2 separate regions of the Homo sapiens genome follow, and region 1 is linked to region 2. The links are chromatin contacts, found by Hi-C or POLR2A ChIA-PET in ENCODE. All regions are on one chromosome and are shown on one strand. The core of a region is the stretch at or near the end of the contact, and the rest is flanking DNA. Distances in the headings are between cores, read along the strand shown. Region 1 has its middle 6.7 kb from the start of NLRP2. Region 2 has its middle 12 kb from the start of LILRA1.

Region 1 (3,977 bases), core at 1,420-3,919, 350 kb before region 2:
ACAGGCACCTGCCACCATGCCAGGCTAATTTTTAGTACAGATAGGTTTTCACCATGCTGGCCAGGCTCTTCTTGAACTCCTGATCTGAGATCCACCTGCCTCGGCTTCCCAAAGTGCTGGGATTACAGGTGTGAACCACCACGCCCAGCCACAGTACCTTTTTTAAAAAATTTGTATTTTCTTTTATTTATTTATTTATTTATTTAGAGATGAAGTCTCTCTGTTGTTGCCCAGGCTGGAGTGCAGTGGCATGATCTTGGCTCACTGCAACCTCTGCCTCCCGGGTTCAAGTGATTCTCCTGCCCTAGCTGGGATTATAGGCTCCCGCCACCATACCAAGCTAATTTTGTATTTTTAGTAGACACGGGGTTTCACCACCTTGGCCGGGCTGGTCTTGGACTCCTGACCTCGGGTGATCCACCTGCTTTGGCCTCCCAAAGTGCTGGAATTACAGGCGTGAGACACTGTGCCTGGCCCACTCCCCCTCTTTTTTAACTAGAGACTGGGTCTCACTTTGTACACCGGGCCGGTCTTGAACTCCTGGGCTCCATGGCCCTCCCGCCTTGGCCTCCCAAAGTACTGAGATTACAGGTGTGAGCCACTATGCCTGGCCCATTATTTTATATTTTAATATAAATATTTACATTTATAAATTTCCATCAGTGCAACAAACACATTTCAACAGCAATTTCACCACCACTCAGTTCTAGCATTTTTAAAAATGCCCTTTGTTATTTCTTCTTTGACCTTGGAATTATATAGAATATTTTTTTAAGACTCAAATGCATGGGATTAAGAAATTATCTTTTGTGCTGGGCATGGTGGCTCACGCCTGTAATCCCAGCACTTTGGGAGGCCGAGGCAAGCGGATCACGAGGTCAGGAGATCGAGACCATCCTGGCTAACACGGTGAAACCCCGTCTCTACTAAAAATTAAAAAAATTAGCTGGGCACGGTGGCGGGTGCCTGTAGTCCCAGCTACTTGGGAGGCTGAGGCAGGAGAATGGCGTGAATCCGGGAGGCGGAGCTTGCAGTGAGCCACCATCACACCACTGCACTCCAGCCTAGGTGACAGAGCAAGACTCCATCTCAAAAAATAAAAATAAAAATAAAAATAAAACTATCTTTTGTTACAATTCTTCTAACTTTTGTTCTATTGAGGAAATTGAGACTGAAATGTTAAGTAGCAACCCCAAGGTCACATAACTCATGGGTGGCTGGGGAGAAGGATGGATTTAAACAGACTTCTGGTTGAGCGCGGTGGCTTAAGGCTGTAATCCCAGCACTTTGGGAGGCTGAGATGGGTGGATCACTTGAGGTCAGGAGCTCGAGACTAGCCTGGCCAACATGGTGAAATCCCGTCTCTACTAAAAATACAAAAGTTAGCTGGGTGTGGCGGCAGGCACCTGTAATCCCAGCTACCCAGGAGGCTGAGGGAGGAGAATTGCTTGAACCCGGGAAGCAGAGGTTGCAGTGAGCTGAGATCTCGCCACTGCACTCCAGCCTGGGTGATAGAGGGAGACAACATCTCAAAAAACAAAACGAAAGAAACAAACAAACAAAAAAAACAAGAAACACCAGACTTCTGTTGGAATAAGTGAGTTTGGTTCGGGTAGATGGAACCTGCAAAGGGGTTTGGAGATCCAAAAGAGGAACTACGTGGTTAGAACAGAGTATCGGATGAACTGATAAGAAACCACAATTCAAAAACAATTCAACAAAATGCCCAGGTCTGTGAAAGCCTGTCTACACCAGGCCTTGGGTCTCTGTGTACATTGCCTGCTTCTGACAAGGCTCTGCAGCCGGGAGTCGGCTCCCAGGGTTGCATGGCTGGGAACAACAGAAGCTCAGGAGCGGACCTAAAACGGAGCAGTTGGGTAAAATGAAGCTGTCTCCATTTACTTTCTACAGACAGACATCCATGAGAGGATGAGGAGGTGTGCTTGCCTCCTGGTCAAGCACTAATTTTTTTTTCCAAGCACTAATTTTAATTTTTTTATTTTTTGTAGAAACAGGGTCTCAGAGTATTTGCTTTGGCAGCACATACACTAAAATTGGAAATGGGGGTCTTGCTATGTTGCCCAGGCTGGACTTGAGCTCCTGGGCTCAAGGGATCCTCCCACCTCAACCTCCTAAAGTGCTATCCACTCTGACCTTGTGATCCACCTGCCTCAGCCTCCCAAAGTGCTGGTGAGGGAAGAGAGAAACCGTCTCATATTGTTTTATATTGTTTTATACTCAGTACTTGTTTTAGAAAAAAAACAAGGAGGCCGGGCACGGTGGCTCACGCCTGTAATCCCAGCACTTTGGGAGGCCAAGGCGGGTGGATCACAAGGTCAGGAGTTTGAGACCAGCCTGGCCAACATGGTGAAACCCCGTCTCTATTAAAAATACAAAAATTAGCCGGGCATGGTGGCGTGCGCCTGTAATCCCAGCTACTCGGAAGGATGAGGCAGCAGAATTGCTTGAATCCAGGAGGCGGAGCTTGCAGTGAGCCGAGATTGTGCCACTGCACTCCAGCCTTAGCGACAGAGCAAGACTCTGTCTCAAAAAAAAAAAAAAAGAAAAAGAAAAAAACAAGGAAGTGAAACCAAAGGCAGGTAGCCCGGCGCCAGGCACCAGACCCAAAACCAGACCCGAAACCAGGCCTGGGCCTGCCTGGCGTAAACCTAGTAGATAAAAATCAACTCATGACTTAGAACCCGATGTTATCCATAGATTCCAGGCATTGTATAGAAGAACACTGTGAAACTCCCTGCCCTATTCTTTCTCTCTGACCAGCAGTGCACGAAACCCCTGTTATGTATCCCCTAGATTGCTCAATCATGACCCTTTCATGCGCAGTCTTTAGTGTTGTGAGCCCTTAAAAGGGACAGAAACTGTGCACTCGAGGAGCTTGGATTTTAAGACAGTAGCTTGCCGATGCTCCCAGCTGAATAAAGCCCTTCCTTCTACAACTCGGTGTCTGAGAGGTTTTTGTCTGTGGCTCGTCCTGCTACACTGGGATTACAGGCGTGAGCCACTGTGCCTGGCCACTAGTTATTATTATTATTATTATTTGAGACAGAGTCTCACTCTGTCCCTTGGGCTGGAGTGCAGTGGCCTGATCTTGACTCACTGCAACCTTTGCCTCCCGGGTTCAAGCGATTCTCCTGCCTCAGCCTCCAGAGTAGCTGGGATTACAGGCATGCACCACTATGCCCAGCTAGCTAACTTTTTGTATTTTTAGTAGAGACAGGGTTTCACCATGTTGGCCAGGCTGGTCTTGAACTCCTGACCTTGTGATTCGCCCACCTCGGCGTCCCAAAGTGCTGGGATTAGAGGCGTGAGCCACTGCACCCGGCAATACTAGTTATTGTTAATGCTATTATTGTTACTGACATGTTCATTTTTACCTAGCCACTTTATTTTCCCACCTCTTTCTCCCTACTTCTCCTAAGTGTCAATGTTAGATAAGTCTGAAATTCTCTTTCCCTGTCCCTCTCTGTCTCTCTCTCCTTCTTTGTCTTTCTTTCACCTGAGACCCATAATCCTGGAGATAGCAAGTGCCTCAGGGAGAAAATCCCAAACCAAGCGATTCTCCTGCCCTAGCCTTCCAAGTAGCTGGGATTACAGGCTCCTGCCACCATACCAAGCTAATTTTGTATTTTTAGTAAAGACACGGTCTCACCACCTTGGCCAGGCTAGTCTCGGACTCCTGACCTCAGGTGATCCACCCACCTGGGCCTCCCAAAGTGCTGGAATTACAGGCGTGAGACACCGTGCCCGGCCCCCTCCCCATCTTTTTTAAATAGAGACTGGGTCTCACTTTGTACACCGGGCCAGTCTTGAACTCTTGGGCTCCATGGCCCTCCAGTGTGGAGGAGAGAAAATGGATTCCCTCCACCCTCCTAGGTTCTTTGGATGGGCTATGAATTACATTGACACAAAACAGTTTGACAGAAGAAAAACCAGATTCAATTATGTATGCACAGGAG
Region 2 (3,622 bases), core at 35-2,534:
TGGACCATGGCCGTGTGGGTGAGAGTCATGATGTTTCCTCCTACTGGCCCCGGCTGTGTGGGTGGATAAGACCATGGTGTCCACAGAACACACACAAAGGAAGGGTTCTCTCCCTTACAGGATTTTCCCACCAGCATCTCCATGGGTAGTGTACTGTCCCGGACCCCGCCACGAGCCTGGCTCTTGTTTTCCTAGTGCTTGGCCTGAGACAGGTACCAGGCTTTCTGTTGATATTTCAGACACACATGGGGTCTCTCCTCATCTCCTTTCACTGTCTGCCTGTCCTGTCCTCTTCTCATTAAGGGCCAGGACGTGGCTGCAAATGGACGTGGTGCCTTCCTGAGTTGATCCCTTCCAGGTGAAGGCAACGGAGGGTTCTTCCTTCCTCTCAGAGCCTCCTCATGGGGTTTCACTCTCTCCTTCAGCTCACCCATAAACACACTCTTGTGGGGAAACTACCATGGCCAGTCTTCTCACCAGTCCTGGGGAAGCTTCAGGGAAGATGCAAATTCAGGCTGCGGGGCAGACTCACATCAGCAGAGACTCATCTCACATCTTGCTCTGCAGTTCCAGTTGAGCTTTATTGCGGCAATGAACAGAAAGGGGAAATACAGGGAGACAAGGGAAGGAATCATGACTCTTTCCCCAGAACTGGAGTGTGGGTTTTCTTTATGCAAAAACGTTCCCTTCACGAACTTCTCATTGACTCATCGCAACAGCATCCGCCCCCGTCTCCCTGGAAACAACATTGACCTGACTCTGCCTTCTTGGTGCCCCCGTCTTCTTTCAAACACTCCTGTTCCCATCCTGTGCTCCTGAGTTCAAGGTTCTGGGACAATACGTGGGGTTAGCACTCTGCTTTGAGGGGAAATCTTGTCTTTATTTAAATATTCTTGTGTCACCCCCTGCCTGTGTGAACTTGGGCAGTAACCTCCCATCTCTGAGCCTTGGTTTCCTCATTTGGAGCCTGTCATGAACCCCATTTATCACAGGGGAGCTGGGTCATTGGAGCCTGGGGGCTGCAGGGGGCTCAGCCATGGGTAATTTCCAGAGCAGGTGAAGACAGGAGGGGTGGGGGCATGAGGGGATGCTGGCGCCCACCATCAAGGCCTGAGATTGATGTTTCCACTAAGGAGAGCCCCTTTGTTCCTGCCCTTGAGAGATGCTTCTCATAATATTTCATCAACACCCCGGTTATCACAGTCATGTCCAGAAAATGAGAAATGAAAGTTCATCAGAAGGAGAAGGATACACACGAAACAGAGAGGGCATCTGTGTCTGGTGCCATTAGGGGTCATTAGGGAGGAAGTTTCCATTTCTGTGCAGAACAGAAAAGGGGCCCTGGGTCCTCACAGGCAGAGAAGGGCCAGGGCTCTGGGCAAGGCTGAAAGCTGTGATGGAATATGTCTATTTACCGACCCAGGCCCATGGCCACCACTGAGCCAACTCCCCTGGGTGTGTGTGAAACAAATTCATTCACTGCAGAGTTCTTACATGTGGGTATCTGTATCATGTGTGGGTATGAGTTTTTTTTTTTTTTTTGAGATGGAGTTTTGCTCTTGTTGCCCAGGCTAGAGTGCAGTGGCATGATCTCCACTCACTGTAACCTCCACCTCCCAAGTGATTCTCCTGCCTGATTCTCATGACCAAGTGATTCTCCTGCTTCAGCCTTCTGAGTAGCTGTGATTACAGGTGCCCACTACCAGGCCTGGCTAATTTTTTTGCATTTTTAGTAGAGACGGGGTTTTGTCATGTTGGCCAGGCTGGTCTTGAACTCCTGGCCTCAAGTGGTCTGCCCACTTCGACCTCCCAAAGTGCTGAGATTACAAGCATAAGCCACCGTGCCCGGCCATGAGTGTGAATTTCACATGCATTTTTTTCCTTCTGGGAGCAACCTGAGCAGACACTATGTTTGGGAAATGAATGCCACGTGTCATCAGTAGCTGGAACAGTCCCCCATTTTCAGTCCTGGATTACTAAAAACTGCCTTGAGAGGATCCCTCCATGGTAGCTCAGGAGTGTAGGAGGTGAGTGTCCAACAAAAATAGACAACCAAGAGCCATCCTTCTAATGATAAAAAGTGCTATGATCATCAGTCTACACATTTGTTGATAAGGATTATTATGTGCAAAGAAATAGAATACTAGGAACGCATAAGACCCTTTTTCAATTAAACATGTTTAAATATCTGAAAAAAATACAAGAGGAAATTAAATTTCTGAGACAAGAATATGGATTATACTGGCAAAAAATGAGCATCAGAGAAATGAGTTAGAAATCCTAGAGGCAAAAATTCAGTTGAAGAAGCACACTCAAAATATTTATTCTATCAAGGTCAAGATACAGCTAAAGAGACATTTATTAAATTGGAAAACAAAATTGGGAGAATTTTCCAGAATGCACTATGGAGACACCAAAAGTGAAAATTCACCATATTTGGGGGAATATTGTGAGGAGGGAGAACCTCATATCTATTGTACGTGTCAGAAGGAAAGAAGGGAGAATAATGTCTGGCAACAGCTCACGAATTAAAGAGTTGAACATTTGACAGAGACGAGGAAAGACTAATTAAGTGCTAAGATGCATACATTTAAACATGCAATGTAAACCTTGACCTACCATGATAAATTGAAAAATACCAGAAGTAGATTAAAAAGTATATATGCTAGACTGAAATTGTCTAGCATAAATTGTATAGTTTAAAACACATTTTTGTGTCCTGTGATTTTCAACTCAACATGTCAGTAGAATAGCATGATCACTGGGATCGGACTTCCCAACAGAAAAATGAAAGGCAAGGAAATGTTGAAAATGTACTCTCAAGGGATTAACAGCAAGTGAGGAACTCTATGCTTACTCAGGTTAATACCTAAAAGTTAAAGGGGTCAGCAGGGGACCAATTCCTAAGCAGAAAAAGGCTCAGAGCAAGACAGACCTGTGAAGCCCATTAGGTTGGGCTTCCCCTGCATGAGGGCTGAGGAGGGATTGGAGGGTGGATCCCTCAATCATCAGATGTGCTTTCTCTTCCAGGTGTTATATCTTACCCTTTAATTAATATAGAAATGTTTTCATCTATTTTGATAGAGAAAGTGGGAGGAAAAATAAAGCATTATCTGAGCTGCAAGTTACTAGATATTACTGTTTTCATACTCAGTGAAAGCAATTTTAAATGATGTTATCCAGATAGATCAATGAATCCAAAATGTAGGATGTGAGATGCCGGTGATGAAAAGTGGGAAACAGGCAAGTATTTGAAAATTGCATGCACGCACACACACGAATGTAACTACACACACATATAAGAGTACATGTCTTTTCTAAAGGACAAGGATAAATGAATCTTCATTCAAAAATATATAATCGAATACTTAACTAAATTCATGAAATTATTCTAAATTATTCATTTTTTACCCCGTATGTTAAAGAGTGATTCCCCTACTCAGGATGAGTTAAATAGCCCAACACCCCCAATAACACATTAGGCATGAGACACAATAGTATCATCTAATATAAAATCATAATTTAAAATCAGTAAGGGAAGAAAGACATGCTGTTAAAATTATCTATTAGAAACATTAATAGTCCACAAAATGTAACATAATACAAAACTTTTTTGAAAATA

Evidence for each region. Hi-C counts contacts between places; a loop is a spot of excess contacts on that map. ChIA-PET counts read pairs that join two places held with the same protein, here RNA polymerase II (POLR2A). Pooled maps may share reads with other maps.
Region 1: a pooled map shows a loop between it and region 2 (4-fold over the local background). The contact joins two enhancer-like sites. A Hi-C loop is called at or near these places in 1 of 168 maps with a recorded cell type or tissue (breast epithelium), 2 of 37 single-sample maps with no recorded cell type and 4 of 50 pooled maps. POLR2A ChIA-PET finds 5 or more read pairs at or near these places in 2 of 52 experiments (MCF 10A and RWPE1).

The regions. Positions count from the first base shown.
Region 1 is chr19:54,957,728-54,961,704 of GRCh38, reverse strand. It overlaps a transcript of NLRP7 not described here. Among named protein-coding and RNA genes, the nearest start is that of NLRP2, 6.7 kb to the left of the region's middle. Within about 2 kb of position 2,669, at least 4 of the 41 ENCODE cell types and tissues checked have a DNase peak (open chromatin) inside an H3K27ac peak, as active enhancers do.
Region 2 is chr19:54,604,078-54,607,699 of GRCh38, reverse strand. No RefSeq gene overlaps it. Among named protein-coding and RNA genes, the nearest start is that of LILRA1, 12 kb to the right of the region's middle. Within about 2 kb of position 1,284, at least 2 of the 41 ENCODE cell types and tissues checked have a DNase peak (open chromatin) inside an H3K27ac peak, as active enhancers do.